2 separate regions of the Homo sapiens genome follow, and region 2 is linked to region 1. A link is an interaction called in ENCODE POLR2A ChIA-PET data of the cell type or tissue named here. Cell type or tissue: GM12878. All regions are shown on one strand. Links, peaks and the distances in the headings refer to the core of each region. The heading gives the core; the rest is flanking DNA.

What was found. Peaks named below come from ENCODE experiments on the same cell type or tissue, not always from the same donor. Only the 100,000 strongest peaks of a DNase experiment are listed, where the experiment ranks them.
Region 2: POLR2A ChIA-PET joins it to region 1 with 5 read pairs; 14 of 35 experiments call an interaction of 5 or more read pairs at or near these places.

The regions. Positions count from the first base shown.
Region 1 is chr20:41,009,343-41,017,384 of GRCh38, forward strand. The region is part of intron 2 of LOC100128988 (a long non-coding RNA gene); the gene reads left to right. Among named protein-coding and RNA genes, the nearest start is that of TOP1, 15 kb to the right of the region's middle. RefSeq lists enhancers at 2,200-2,359, 2,500-2,549. In GM12878, for the core only: no CTCF peak of the experiment used is centred there; DNase peaks (open chromatin) are centred at 2,439 and 3,581; H3K4me3 peaks cover 1,137 bases; H3K27ac peaks cover 2,419 bases.
Region 2 is chr20:41,064,894-41,072,935 of GRCh38, forward strand. All of the region lies in intron 3 of TOP1 (DNA topoisomerase I), which reads left to right. Among named protein-coding and RNA genes, the nearest start is that of TOP1, 40 kb to the left of the region's middle. In GM12878, for the core only: no CTCF peak of the experiment used is centred there; no DNase peak of the experiment used is centred there.

The sequences.
Region 1 (8,042 bases), core at 1,403-3,902:
TTTTCTAGTAGCCTCTGTCTCCCAGGCTCAAGTGATTCTCCCACCTCAGCTTCCAAGTAGCTGGGACCACAGGTGCACATCACCACACCCAGCTAATTTTTTGTAGTTTTGATATAGATAGCATTTCGTCATGTTGCCCAAGCTAGTCTCAAACACCTGAGCTCAGGGGATCCACCTGCCTCAGCCTCCCCAAATGCTGAGATTACAGGTGTGAGCCATTGTGCCTGGTCTCTAGTAGCCACATTTTAAAAAGTAACAGTAAATAGATGAAATTAATTTTAATAACAAATTTTAACCCAATATTTCAACATATATCAATATAAAAAGTATGCATATTTCATTTTATTTTTGTACTAAGAATCTGAAATCCAGTGTATATTTCACACTCACAGCACATCTGAGTTTGAACTAGCCACATTTCAAGTGCTCAGTAGTCCTGGGTGCTAGCGGCTATCAGATTAGACAGTGTAGTTTTAGAGGATGCTTACAGCTAACTGGCCTATGTCCTGTACTGGAGGACATTCATTCTGAGAAAAATTCATAGAAATTTTCCTCTTTGGAAAAAAGGATTCTAAGTCAGACCGGTCACTGACAGAGTGAAACAGGGTTTTTAATTCTTTAGGACCTCAAGAGTCTTCTCTGTGCTAGTGTGAGATGTGATACAGACCAGAGAACATGTAACATCTCCCCAGCTTACTTGAGCTCAGAGCTCTGTTTTCATAAAGATTTCTGGGGAATGAGATGTGATAAAGACCAGAAGAGCGATATAGCATTTCCCCAACTTATCTGAGCTCAGGGTTCTGTTTTCATAAGGCCTTTCGGGGGATTAGTGTCCAGTGGAATGTTCTTTGGCAAATGTTGATACAGCCACATGCCTGACTCAGTAGATCCCAGGATCCCCACAGGAAGAATGTAGAGTTGAGGAAGTCTGCCTCAAGTGCCTCAGCACCTGAGACTCGATTACTGAATTGACTAAACTAATTATGGGAGGCCATATAGGGCAGGACTAGAATTAGTGAGCAAAAATTGCAGCATATTTCAGCTCAAACAAGGATTTTTTTTTATTGTGTGTGTATGTGTGCGCACACATGCGTGTTTTTAAAAATTTAAATCTAAGTTGCCAGATCTGTCTAAAAAATGCAATATGTGGCCTTGTGAGATGATGATTTCTCTGTCACTCATAATCAAGGAGTGATGAAGGCTAGAGTTCTTTGTGGGGTAGGGGGCTCCTAACCAGAGTCTCTAATTTTTTTTTCCAGAACTTAAAAAAGGTAAGAAAAAAAGCAACAATGGGCAGAGAACTTGAGCATCAGAGGAACTGATCAGACATGCTCTGGACCATTTATTAAGAGCACACTTTGGGATTCTGGAGCCTTCAGTGGAAGATTGGTTTATAGCCAAATCCCTTTTGAGGCTACAGATTCTTGGTTCAGTTCAGATGATTTTTTTTTTTTAGACAGTCTCACTCTGTTGCCCAGGCTGGAGTGCAGTGGCCACCATCTCAGCTCATTGCAACCTCTGCCACCCAGGTTGAGTGATTCTCCTGCCTCAGCCACTCTAGTAGCTAGGATTACAGGCATGTGCCACCATACCTGGCTAACTCTTTTGTATTTTTAGTAGACATGGGGTCTCACCATGTTGGCCAGGCTGGTCTCAAACTCCCATATCTGCCCACCTCAGCCTCCCAAAGTGTTGGATTACAGGCATGAGCCACTGCACCTGGCCTATATCACACTTTGATAAAAGGTTTTAAGGCTGGGTATGGGCTGGGATTACACCTGTAATCCCAGCACTTTGGGAGGCTGAGGTGAGCAGATCACAAGGTCAAGAGATTGAGACCATCCTGGCCAACATGGTGAAACCCTGTCTCTACTAAAAATACAAAAATTAGCCAGGCATGGTGGCACACGCCTGTAGTCCCAGCTACTCAGGAGACTGAGGCAGGAGAATCGCTTGAACCAGAGAGGCAGAGGTTGCAGTGAACCAAGATCGTGCCACTACACTCCAGCCTGGCAACAAAGCTAGACTCCTTCTCAAAAATAATAATAATAATAAAAAAAGGGTTAGCCATGCTACCGAGAGGCCCCTAACCACCCACAGACAGACAGACAGACTGCAGATGGAATCAGACCAATCATCTCAGAGCCTCCAGGTGCCCATCAGTAAGATGCCTGGAAGGACCTGGAAGCTGAGGCCTTTAAAGGTTGGGCTCAGTGTCTCTATGTCAAGCACGGGGCCTGGTACAATGTAGGTGTTCAAATAGTTGTCTCCTTCCTTCCTCATACCTGGATTTTAGGTGTGGCAGTTCCAGAAATGCCATGGCCTGCGTAAGAAGGGTCTGGAGTGCCTCATTTAAAGCTCACAAGGATCACAGAGGCTGGCACAGCTGGGCTGAGAACAGAAGGGGAAACGAAACCCTTTCATGGCTCACATATGCTCAAGCAACTACAAAGAAGCCACCTGTGGTCAGCTGAAGAGTGGATGGGGGAGAAAGAGGGAGCTTCAGAGAAGTGGGGGTGGTGGTGAGGAAGAAGGTTTTTAGGTGGTAGAAGTGGAGGAGGTCAAAGAAAACAGCAGTTAAGAATCATAGGCAATACACCATAGGGTGAGGGTAGGGGTGGGGAAGGTAGGTTTTGGGTGGTGGAGATGGGAAAGGTTAAAAAAAAACCACAGTGGTTAATAATAGGCAACACACCATCCATCGTGCGGAGGAAGAAACCCTGGACTTAGAATTATGTGATTTTGGCAAAACATGTAACCAAGCAGCTCTCTCATCTGTAAAAATGGGACAATAATAGTTCCTTTCTCTTGGGGTTATTGAGAGGTTGAAATCAGTTGATGCATGAAAAATGTACAAATCTTGCTGTTGCTGTTAATAATAACAGTATTGATAATACCGTAGGAAGAAGCTTCTGCTTCTGAAAGGAGACCAGGTGGACTGATTTGGGAACCAAAAACAACCAGAAATCTAGAGGGAAGGGGAGAAGGCAAGGAGAGATCTTGATCTAGGTGCACCAGAACTTATATGCAAAATGCTGTTTTTAAGTGCATAGGTATTAATATTTATTAGAGGAAGAGATACCATAGCCCACATCAGCTTCTCAAAGGAGTCTATCTCACACACACACACACACACACACACACACACACACAGACACACACACACAATAGTTTAAAAATGACTGATCTAGAGAAATTAAGAGCCAAGAGAAAGAAGCAGATGAGACAAGAGGCCCACAATCATCCATGGTTGGAATGAGCCATCTCCATGGACCTAAGACTTGGGATCAGGGGTGGCGGAAAGTATAAACAGAAGAGGCAAAAAAAAGAGTTTGTTGGAATGAAGACTTAAAGAACCAAGTCAGCTCACAGTGGGAATGGAATGGGGGTTAGTTCAGCTATCACATGGCCCAGAGCAGGCTCACAGAGGCTGTTGGCTGAAGGCTGGGTGAGTGGATGGATGGGCAGGGAGCCCGACCCAGCAGCTGAGGATTGGGGAAACTAGGGAGGCAGACTGCAGATCAGGAGGCAAGGCATAAGAGAGACCTTGACTCTAGAAGACTGGCAGGGATTGACTGGAGAAATGATTTCCGTTTGCCTGGTGTGATGGGAAAGAACTGTCAGCCAGTGTATACTTCTCCCCATCTAAAATACTTCTGATTCTGTGGGTGAGGATTTGCAAGAAGGCACTCTGCCAGGGGGAGGGACTTAACTGTTGGCTCTGTGGCTGTTTCAGGAACACTCTAGGGCAGAGGGGGGTGGGGTGGGCAGAGACTTTTCTTTTTGAAATTTGTGAGTTTGTACCCTGACTTGCCCATTTCATTCATGTATTCATGCAACAAATATTTCTTAAGCACCTATTATGTGCCCACCTTTCTGCCAGGTGTTGGAGATGCAACAATAAATAAAAGATAGAATAGTCCCTGAACTTAAAAATCTTACATCTAGCTGGGTGCCATGGCTCACGCCTGTAATCCCAGCACTTTGGGAGGCCAAGGCGGGCAGATCATGAGGTCAGGAGATCGAGACCATCCTGGCTAACACGCTGAAACCCCATCTCTACTAAAAAATAAAAAAAATATTAAAAAAATTAGCCAGGCGTGGTGGTGGGTGCCTGTGGTCCCAGCTACTCAGGAGGCTGAGGCAGGAGAATGGCATGAACCCAGGAGGCGGAGCTTGCAGTGAGCCGAGATCGCACCACTGCACTCCAGCCTGGGCGACAGAGCAAGACTCCATCTCAAAAATAAAATAAAATAAAATAAAATCTTACATCTAGTTGAGGAAATGGATAATGAGAGTGCAGTATGATAGGTGCTGAGACTGGGGCCATGCGCAAGTTGCTATAGGAACAGAGGAAAAGGGCACTCATACTTCCCCAAGCCTGTCTTCTTTTTATTTATTTATTTATTTATTTATTTATTTATCATTTGAGACAGAGTTTTGCTCTTTAGCCTAGGCTGGAGTGAATGGTGTGATCTGGGCTCACTGCAACCTCCACCTCCCAGGTTCAAGCCATTCTCCTGCCTCAGCCTCCCAAATAGCTGGGATTACAGGTGTGAACCACCACGTCCAGCTAATTTTTATATTTTTAATAGAGACGAGGTGTCGCCATGTTGGCCAGGCTGGTCTCAAACTCCTGATCTCAGGTGATCCACCCGCCTTGGCCTCCTAAAGTGCTAGGATTATAGGCGTGAGCTACCACACTCAGCCTTAAGCCTCAATCTTCTTATCTGCAAAGTGGGAATCATGGCCGGGTGCGGTGGCTCACACCTGTAATCCCAGCACTTTGGGAGGCCGAGGAGTGTGGATCACCTGAGGTCAGGAGTTCCAGAACAGCCTGGCCAACATGGAGAAATCCCATCTCTACTAAAAACACAAAAAAATTAGCTGGGCGTGTTGGCTCGCACCTGTGATCTCAGCTGCTCGGGAGGCTGGGGCAGGAGAATCACTTGAACCCAGGAAGCAGAGGTCACAGTGAGCCAAGATTGTGCCATTGCACTCCAGCCTGGGCAACAAGAACGAAACTCCATCTCAAAAAAAAAAAAATGGGAACCATGTTATTCACTATAAGGAGTTTTCTGGTACATTCCAGGCCTCTGCTTGACACATATTAGGAGCCCGTTGCAGCCCATAATTCATTTATTCAACAAATGTTAATTGAGTATCTTATGTGTGTCAGGCACTTCTGTGGATGGTAGAAATGTGGCACTAAATAAACTGAGAAAGCCGGGCACGGTGGCTCATGCCTGTAATCCTAGCACTTTGGGATATCAAAGCAGAACACCTTTAAGCTCAGGAGTTCGAGACCAATCTGGGCGACATAGGAAGACTCTGTGTCTACAAAATATAAACAATTAGCTGAGCATGTTGGTGCACACCTGTAGCCCCAGCTGCTCAGCAGGCTGAAGTGGGAAGATTGTTTGAGTCTAGGAGGTCAAGGCTGCAGTGAGTCATGGTTGTACTGCTGTACTCCAGCCTGGGTGACAAAATAATATTATTTTTGTCTCAAAAATAATAAATAAATAAATAAACTGATAAGAATTGCTGCTGTCATCAAGATTACATACTACACGGGGAAAACAATAAGTAAAATATTCCGTAGGCCAAATGGTGACAAGTGCATTGGAGACAAATAAAGCAGGGATGGAAAGAGGGAAGAACTGAGGGAAGGGGGTTGTAATTTTAAATAGAGTAGTCAGGGCCTGTCTTAGTTTAGCAAGGATCTGAAAGAAGAGAGGCACTAGGCCATGGAGATATCTGGAGGAAGGACGTTCGAGGTAGAAAGATCCACAAATGAAAGGGCTAATGCTGGAGAATGAGTGGTGTGTGATAGGCTTTTACAGAGCCCAGAGTGGCTGGAAAGAGGTGACCAAGGTGTACAGCACCAGCAGATGAGGTCAAGGGAGGCCTTGGAGGGGAGCAGGTGTGGCAGAGCCTTGGGGCCATTGTAAGTCTTTGACTTTACCCTGAATGAGATGGGAGCCACTGGAGAGTTTTGCGCAGAAGAGTGACAGGATCTTACGTTTTGTTTTGTTTTGTTTTGTTTTGTTTTGTTTTGTTTTGTTTTGTTTCAGGAAAGAGTCTCACTCTATTGACCAGGCTGGAGTGCAATGGTGCAATCTTGACTCACTGCAACCTCTGCCTCCTGAGTTTAAGCAATTCTCCTCCCTCAGCCTCCCAAGTAGCTGAGATTACAGACATGTGCCACCATGCCTGGCTAATTTTGTATTTTTAGTAGAGACGGGGTTTCACCATGTTGGTCAGGCTGGTCTCGAACTCCTGACCTCAGGTGATCCACCCGCCTCAGCCTCCCAAAGTGCTGGGATTACAGGCATGAGCCACCGCACCCGACCTTCTTCTTTCTTTCTTTCTTTTTTTTTTTTTTCTTGAGATGGAGTCTCACTCTGTGGCCCAGGCTGGAGTGCAGTGGTGCAATCTCTGCTCACTGCAGCCTCAGCCTCCTAGGTTTAAGCAATTCACCCTGCCTCAGCCTCCCAAATAGCTGGGACTACAGGCGCCCGCCACCACGCCTGGCTAAATTTTTTGTGTATTTAGTGGAGATGGGGTTTCACCATGTTGGCCAGGCTGGTCTCGAATTCCTGACCTCAGGTGACCTGCCCACCTCAGCCTCCCAAAGTGCTGGGATTACAGGTGTGAGCCACTGTGCCCAGCCCTTTTTCTTTTCTTTTCTTTTCTTTTCTTTTTTTTTAACTGACAAGGTCTCCTCTGTCACCCAGGCTGGAGTGCAGTGGTATGATCATAGCTCACTGCAGCCTCAAACTACTGGGCTTGAGATCCTTCTGCCTCAGCCTCCTGAATAACTGGGACTAGAAGCATGTGCCACCAGGCCCAGCTAAATTTTTAAAAATGTTCGTTGAAATAGTATCTCACTGTTGCCCAGGATGATCTTGAACTCCTGGCTCTAAGTCATCCTCCTACCTTGGCCTCTGAACGTGCTGAGATTACAGGCGTGAGCCACCATGCCTGGCCAGGATCTCAAGTCTTAAATAGGACCACTCTGTTTTAAAGGATCACTTGTTCTGACTATATACCATGAGATGACAAACATAGAGCAGAGGACACCAGTTAGGAGACTCCCACATTAAACCAGGTGGAGATGATGGCAATTTGGGCTAAAGTGAAAGCAAAGGGCATGGTGAGAAATGGTTAACATCAGGATATTTGAAGGTGAAGTCAACAGGATTTGTTGACAAATTGGATAAGGGGGAGTAGGCAGGCAAAACAGAGTCAAGGATGCGGGGCGTGGTGGCTCACGCCTGTAATCCCAGCACCTTGGGAGGCTGAGGTGGGCAGATCGACAGGTCAGGAGTTCGAGACAAGCCTGACCAATATGGTGAAACCCTGTCTCTACTAAAAATACAAAAATTAGCTGGGCATGGTGGTGTGCAACTGTAGTCCCAGCTACTCAGGAGGCTGAGACAGAAGAATTGCTTGAACCTGGGAGGCGGAGGTTGCAGTGAGCCGAGATGTTGCCACTGCGCTCCAGCCTGGGCAACAGAGTGAGACTCTGTCTCAAAAAAAAAAAAAAAATAGTCAAGGATGACCTGAGCCATTAACTATGATTGGGGAAGACCAAAGGAGGAACAGGCTTGAGAGGAAAGATAGAGGGTTGATTTGGGACACATTATGTTTAAGAAGCCTGTTGGAAGTCCAAATAGGAATATTAGGTAGGCAGCTGGATACATAAGTTTGACACCTGGGGGCAAGGCCCTGATTTTAGGTATGAACTTAGAACTTCTCAGTATATAGTTGGTATTTAAAGCCACAGGAGTGAATAAGATAGTGAATCAAGAGGACAAAGGAAAAAGGTCTGAGGATTGAGCCCAGGGGCTATCCAACATCCAGCAGTGGGGGCCTCACCTGCTTTTAATTTGGGGGTTCGAAGGCTAGGTTTGAACATTCTGTAAGGACTTGTGCAAATATTTTCCCTAAGTTCTGTCTCCCCCTTTGAACCCAAATGCTCACCATGAAGGGAAAAGTCCACAGAAGAAAAAAAAAAAGTTTTAAATAGATTGTTTAAA
Region 2 (8,042 bases), core at 3,109-5,608, 57 kb after region 1:
TTTTTTGTTTGTTTGTTTGTTTGTTTTTTGAGACGGAGTCTTACTCTGTTGCCCAGGCTGGAGTGCAGTGGTGCCATCTCAGCTCACTGCTATCTCCACCTCCCAGGTTCAAGTGATTCTCCTGCCTCTGCCTCCCAAGTAGCTGGGATTAAGGTGCGTGCCCCGACACCCAGCTAATTTTTTGTATTTTTAGTAGAGACAGGGTTTCACCATGTTGACTAGGCTGGTCTCAAACTCCTGACCTCAAGTGATCTGCCCACCTTGGCCTCCCAAAGTGCTAGGATTACAGGTGTGAGCCACCACGCCCAGCCTTTTGTATTCATTTTGCATCCTTCAGGCTTAGTATGGTACCTGGCAGATAGCTGGCACTTACTAGTCTATATTTATTGAATTAATGAGTGGATGATCTATGGGTACATTAATTCCCATCTCTCTTTCTTCTCACGTACTCTTAATCTTCTATAGGATAGTTATTAAGTCACTTTGGCTTATCTCATTTTTCACACAATTGTGTGTGGTAAAATAAACATAACAAAATTTACTGTTTTAAAGTAGCATTTAGTACATTGACAATAGTATGCAACTGTCACCACTATCTCCAGAACTTTTCATCATCCCAGTCTTTGAATTCACTAAATAATAACTTTTCATTCTGTTCCCCTGTCCCAATATCTTTCTACTTTGTCTTTTTTTCTCTTTCCCTTCTACCTTTTATCTTTATGAATTTGCCTATTCTAAGTACTTCATATAAGTGGAATAATACAATATTTATCTTTTTTAAATCTGTTCTATATTCCCTTAATATGTTTTCAAGGTTTATCCGTATTGTAGCGTATCAGAAATTCATTCTTTTTTATGACTGAATTATATTCCATTGTATGCCTGTAATCACATTTAAAAAAATCCATCTGTTGATGGACACTTGGGTTGTTTCCACCCTTTGGCTACAAATACATGTTTGAGTTCCACTTTCATTCTCCGGGGTGTATACCTAGGAGTAGAATTGCTAGATCATGTCCAACAATGGGTGGCTGCCTGCTATGTTTTTACTGTGCTAATTGATGTGGTGTGAAAAAAAAAATTAGATAACCTTTGACCGTGAACAGTATCATCTGAGGAGGTGAGAGACCTGCTTACAGATCAGATGAAGAATGTTGATTTTTATATTACTAGGCTGTAAGAAGAAATTCCAAAAGACTTTAAGAAGAAAGAGGTTAATATTTAAAACATAAGCTTTTGAAAACTTATCTTCTCTAACACATTCTACTTTGTTTTGGGAGGAAAGATACAGTAAAAGTGACATAAAGGGCTTTGAGACATATAAGTTTGGCCCTGTCCTGTTTTACAAAAATCTTCTCTTAAAAAAAAAAAAGGGATGTGATTTTTTTAGAAGAAATCCTCATCCTTGTACATCCATTTAAGTCTCGTGATCTTGGCTAGGTTACTTAACCTTCTTCAACTCAGTTTCTTCATCTTCATCTTGATACATGCTTCACAGGGGAACCATGGGAGTCAATAAATATAGAAGCTCTTCAGTTGTGAACTGCTCTACAGATGTGCAGAGATGACACTTTTACATCTATTTAAAAGCATACTTTTCCAAGATCATATTGTAGGTAAATTCAATAATTTGTTGTATGTACTTTTGTGCCTCTTTTCTTTTCTTTTTTTTTTTTTTTTTGAGACAGTCTTGCTCTGTCGCCCAGGCTGGAGTGCAGTGACACAATCTCGGCTCACTGCATCCTCCGCCTCCCGGGTTCATGCCATTCTCCTGCCTCAGCCTCCCGAGTAGCTGGGACTACAGGTGCCCGCCACCATGCCCCGCTAATTTTTTATATTTTTAGTAGAGACGGGGTTTTACTGTGTTAACCAGGATGGTCTCAATCTCCTGACCTCGTGATCCACCTGCCTCGGCCTCCCAAAGTCTTGGGATTACAGGCGTGAGCCACCGCGCCTGGCCACTTCTGTGCCTTTTAATATTTTCTTCATTCCTATAAAAATAGAAGCCTTTTTGCCAAGAGCTATTGGAAAAACCTGGCCCGAGTTTCTGTTTACATATGACATGACTAAATCTAGCCCTTGGTTTCTTATTCACATGAGTAAATTTTAACAGTTTAATCAGATGATCTGTTGTAAGCAAACTTTTAAGTACTTCTTGTTTTGATGTCTACTGACACAGTACCTCTTTGCAACAAAGCAAGGATATTGGTTATATTCCAGTAAAATTATTTTATTATTTTTTTTGAGATGGAGTCTCACTTTGTCACCCAGGCTGGAGTGCAGTGGTGTGATCTCGGCTCACTGCAACCTCTGCCTCCTGGGTTCAAGCGATTCTCCTGCCTCAGCCTCCCGAGTAGCTGGGACTTACAGGCGCCTGCCACCACGCCGAGCTAATTTTTGTATTTTTGGTAGAGACGAGGTTTCACCATATTGGCCAGGCTGGTCTCGAACTCCTGGCCTTGTGATCCTCCTGCCTCAGCCTCCCAAGGTGCTGGGATTACAGGCTTGAGCCACCACACCCGGCCTCCAGTAAAATTTTATATACACTGTGATCCTTTTAAAGTACCTCTGATCTTTTTAAATAGTTTAGGGTTTCTTCGATTTCTTCTGTAGCAGATTAAAGAAATCTGGGGGATTATTTAATCACATCTGAACCCCAGAATAATTAGTATTTAGCATGTTCTGTTCCAAAATGCTTTCATTTATTCCAATCCTTGCTAATCAATTGTAGCTAATTTTGTGGCCATTTGTTAGGAGAAAACAAGTGTTTCAGATGTGTTTCTGTGTCCCTTCCTTCTCTGCTAGATATTAGCACCAATCATTTGTCATCAGGCTATACTTAGGACCCAAGCCCAGGAGGCATTTACTGTCCTGTGCAGTAGCAATACTGCAGACTTGGAGTGGGAGAGTAGCCATTATGTGCAGAAACAAAATGGGGCTATGGATCCACATCCCAGAAGATGCCATTTGGTTTCCTCTTTATTGTCCTCATGCAAGGTGCAAAACAAGGGAGTAGGTATTAAGAATCATTTCATCTTGTCTTCTCTTTGTGTGGACAGGAGTCTGAGGTCACATGCTCTAAGTCCCACAGTGATGTGGTAGCAGAAAGAAGAGGATGTGAGACCAAGGATCCTGAGTCCCCACTACATTATTCCTTCCAGTGAAAAATACCTCCCTGTGTAAAAAGAGTTAGTTTTGTAGCTAAACTGTCTGTTTAAATACAAGCACCCCTTACTTGTATGCATATGGTAGGCAGCTCAGGTTTAAAAATGTCAGATCACCTCAGGCACTGCCTTTATCTCTCTTTGTCCCCAAATCCCTGAAATCTTTGGCACTGAAAGTATTAATGTCATCAAATTCTGAACCTATGAAAACTTCATCTCTGTCTTTCTCTTGTCTGGCCTGTAACATGACAAGAACAGCTCACACCAAAGTTAGAAGATAATTTCATCAGTCATCACTTATCTCTTGACACTGCTTCTTTCTGTTAGCGTTAATATTTTGCTCCTCAGATCCTTTTTCTTTTTTTTTGGAGTCAGGGTCTCATTGACTGCTAAGCTTGGGCGCGGTGGTGTGATTATAGCTCACTGCAGCCTCCCTGGGCCCAAGGGGTCCTCCCACCTCAGCCTCTTGAATAGCTGGGACAATAGGCATGCACCACCATGCTTGGTTAATTAACTTTTTTGTTTTTAATAGAGATGGCGGTCTTGCTATGTTGCCCAGGGTGGTCTGGAACTTCTGGGCTCCCACATTGGCATCCCATAGTGTTGGGGTTACAGGCATGAGCCACCATGGCCGGCCCTCTTTTAAAAAATACATAAATAATCTCAAAAGGAATACTCTTCTAGATGCCAAGGAATTACGTAGCTTGTAGGATCTCACGAGCTACCTTTCTTAAAGGGTTACATTCTTATCCATTGTTTATCTTTAATAGTAGATCTCTTGTATAAACAGAATATTATTAAAAGCAATTTGGGAGGGGGGCTTGATTTTAGAAAATAAGAGAATCGTGTGAAATGAAATTCCTCCTAGTTTTCGACTCTGTGCATCTCTTGCCAATTTTAAACCTGGCATTCACACTGGAGTGACAAATTTGTGGAAAGCAAGGGAAGACAGAAAACTGCTGTAAAATAGCAAGGGAAGTACTTTTCCAGCCATATTGGCAGTGCTATTCTGTACTGTCAGTGTGAGAAACATCTGAGAATAAGGATGCTTTTGGCTTCTGCTTTCCTTTTAGTTCCAAATCCTACCTGAATTGTAATTGAGAGAATGTAGGATTTTAGGAATATGCACTTGAATTACGCATCTAGTTCTCAGATTAGGGGAGATTTTTCTGAAATTAATAAAATTTAAAAGATATGTTTGCTGCTTTCCTTGTGAGTGGTTTGCCAAAGCCCTCCCTTTGTCTACACATCACTATATCATCCTGTCTGTGGGAAATGGACAACTAACATGGGTAGGCAGAGAAGATTGAACAGTTTGGAAATGAGGAAACTCAGTACCACCACCATTCACATGGGAGTCAGTATGATATATTGAATAGCACACTAAGATAAAAGTTAAGAGGCTGGGTTCTGTCATTTATAAGCTACGTGTCGTGATCCAAGGTGCTTAACTTCTCTGGGTCTCATTTTCTGTTTTGGTCAAGGGTTGATAACAGTACCTGCTTTATCAATCTTTCAAGTTTGTTTATGCACATGACAGCTCTTTGGGAACTGTAACATACTAAATAATTGAGATAATGATGGTGATGATGATAATTACCGCAAAGCCTAGTATAATATCATGCAGATAAATTGGAGCTCTTGAGTTTGGTAGTTGAATCTAATTCAGTAGTTATTGATAGCATTCAATTTGGAGCCCTGATATTTTCAATATTATATTTATCCCTATCATAGTACGCCATAATCATTGTTTTTAAGATTTCATGGTGGAGACAGCATTTGAGCTAGCCATTCAAAGATGGTTAAAATTTTGCTAACGGAAAGTAATGGTTAGAAAGAAAAACATAAGCAAAACATAGAGGCATTGTAGTATATGCTTTGTTCTGGGAGGAATCTAGTTAGGTGGGTTACACAGGGTGGAATAGTAGAAAATGAGACCCAAAAAAGTGGCTTGAGGCAAAACTATTAAATGCCATTTCAAAAAGTTGGAACTTGTTACTTACACTAACTAAAAATCGGGGGGAAATGTTGGGACTCGATTCTGAGCTGAGCAAGAAGCCACTGGAAATACTTGAGCAAAGTGGATATAAGACTTAGCTACAAATGACATGAAGGGTCTAAGAAAAAGGGTTCCTGTCTTGGATAACTGGGTGGCTGTTCACGCTATTAATAGAGACAAAGAACTTAAGGGAGGAATGGGAGTTAGAATGGGTATCGGTTTTGCCATCTTTGGGCACATCCTTTTATCCTCTCTGGCCTGAAAACAAAGGATTAAATAATTTCTAGGAAATTACATTTACCTTGAAGTTTTGATACTTCTATAATATAAAACGCCGGAGTCCTTGTGATTTTGTTTAGAGATATATAATCGGCATTGTAGTGTGTAATGATGATGGACATTAAGGAACCCTTGTTTCTTAGTGCCTTTTGGAAACTGGCTCATTTCAGAAGCTGCGCTCTTTTCCCAGAGGCAACTTTTGAAGTTACTTAAATATTTAATTTAACAAATATCATTTAAGATTTAACTGTCTACTATCCTTGAAAGGGTCATGAGTTTCCCTCCTAAACCAAGACTTTGAAGCTCTCTGTGCTGTCTCACAGGAATCCCCATGATCCAACTTCATGTGACCTGCAGAGGTCTGCTGCCTTGAGGAGTAGACAGGTAGCTGGGCTGTTAGTGGCTAAGTCCTTTTCTCAGAATATGTGGAGGCTCCTTCTACCTTTAACAGTGCTTTTTTGCTTTGTTTGGGAAGTAACAGAGTAGTCAAGTGCATGACCCTGGAGCCAGACTGCCTGAGTTTAAATCCTGTTTCTCTCTTTAGAGGTAGTTCCTTGGGTGAGTTACTTAACTTGTCTGTGCTTCAGTTTCCACATCTGTGAAATGAAGATACCAGTAGTTACCTGAGTTTTGTTACCGATATCAAATGTGCTTAGATGAGTGCTTGGCACTGGGTGCTACTCAAGTATCTGTTAAATACTTTTATGGGGGATAGAGGACAGATTTAAATGGTTTCCCATAGCCAACATTCTAGCTTTCCAGAATATCAGTATTTTGTTGTGGTAGCGGTGGTCTTTTTTCCTAAAGAAACAGTGCTTCGCCAGAAGGGAGACATTGTTCCCTACTGGCTCCCTACTTCCACCGTTTCTCCCACTCTTCTATATAAGTGCCTTAGAGAAACTCTGGTCACCCTTTTCTGTGGTCTGCTTAGCTCCAACAAGAATCATAGACCAAAGGTTTTGCTGTCATCACTTTAAAAATAGTGTAAGTTATTTTTTTCTTTCCTTTTTTTAAATTTTTTTTTTTTTGAGATGGAGCCTCAGTCTATCGCCAGGCTGGAGTGCAGTGGCGTGATCTCGGCTCACTGCAGCCTCTGTCTCCCTGGTTCAAGTGATTCTCCTGCCTCAGCCTCCCCAGTAGCTGGGATTACAGGCATGTGCCACCACGCCCAGCTAATTTTTGTATTTTTAGTAGAAATGGGGTTTCACTGTGTTGCCCAGGCTGGTCTCGAACTCCTGACCTCAGGTGATCTGCCCGCCTCGGCCTCCTGAAGTGCTAGGATTACAGGCATGAGCCACCACGCCCAGCCAGATTATTTTTTCTTTAGTGGAATTCAGCCAATTGAAGCATAACACATGGCATGAACACTCTGGAAAGGTGGCTTTGGATCTTTCCATTTGTTCTCTTTAGCGCTGACTTTTGCTTTCTAGTCCCTGCTAGTGTGTTGGAATCTTACCCCATACAGATGCAAACTATGAACCAAGAAGTCAGCATCTATGCCTAGCCAATAATTGGTTGTTTTCTCGTTCAGAGTTCCTCATGCCCATGGGGTAAATTCATATTTCATCCATAAGTGTGACCATTGCAGAAGTTCTAGGACTGCTACTGTCTGTATTTTTGTCCTTCAGCATATCCCAGACTAAACTTACTCTTAAAATATGTTTGTCCAACCTTTGGTTTCCTTCCTATGGTTGATATTAAGCCTTTCTTCTACTCTTAGAAGACAAAATGGGGAGACAAAAAAGGCAACCCTGAAGGTTTTTATCCTTTCAGGGTATCTAGCATTTTTCTAATTTAGCCCTACTGAAGTTTCTTCAGTAATTAATCATCTGTTTTTCAGCCTCTAACCTGGCTAATATTATAGCCTACAATTGTACTTTTAAAGCCCTTTTGTGACTTTGACATATTGTGTCTATTGTGTATGGAAAAGTAGCAGGATCAGTATGAAGATAATACAGTATCTCTTAAAACAGGCAGCCAGCAAATGAACTTTCTGCATTGGTCAGAATTTCCATCATTTCACTGTTAATGAGGAAAGTACAGTTCTTTAGCTACCATGAAAGTCAAACATATCCTAAGCCTTTTGGAAAAAGACATACATGTTAGAAAATCTCAAATGGATGAGTCAGCCTGACTGACCCCACATTGACTCCATTTTATATGCTGGCCAAATCCTGTTTCTGACTTTCCTGGCACAGCCCTGGACATGCTTCTGTATCATAGGACTTGTTCCCCAGCGCCTTTGCTACTTCCTTCAGGCACATTCCTAGGAAAGATTGGCAGTGGGGTTTGCTCTTTGCCAGCACTCCTGCCGGTTTGGGGGTTATGGATGCCAGGTTGGGCTCCAGGCACTCTGCTCTCCATTTGTGGAGGCAGGGACGGTAACAGCACCTGACAAGTAGGGATGATCACATTGTATTCAGAAGCCTGGTGGAGCTCTATAAACCCAAATTTCTAACAGTCTCCAATGTAATGCCCTGTAATAGAAGCTGTCCTTAACCCTCAATCATCTGTATTCAGCTAGTATAAAAATGCAAATCTGCTCTTATGCCTAAACAGTTAGGAGTAGAGGAGACTTGGCTTCCTTTGGAAAGTCAGGA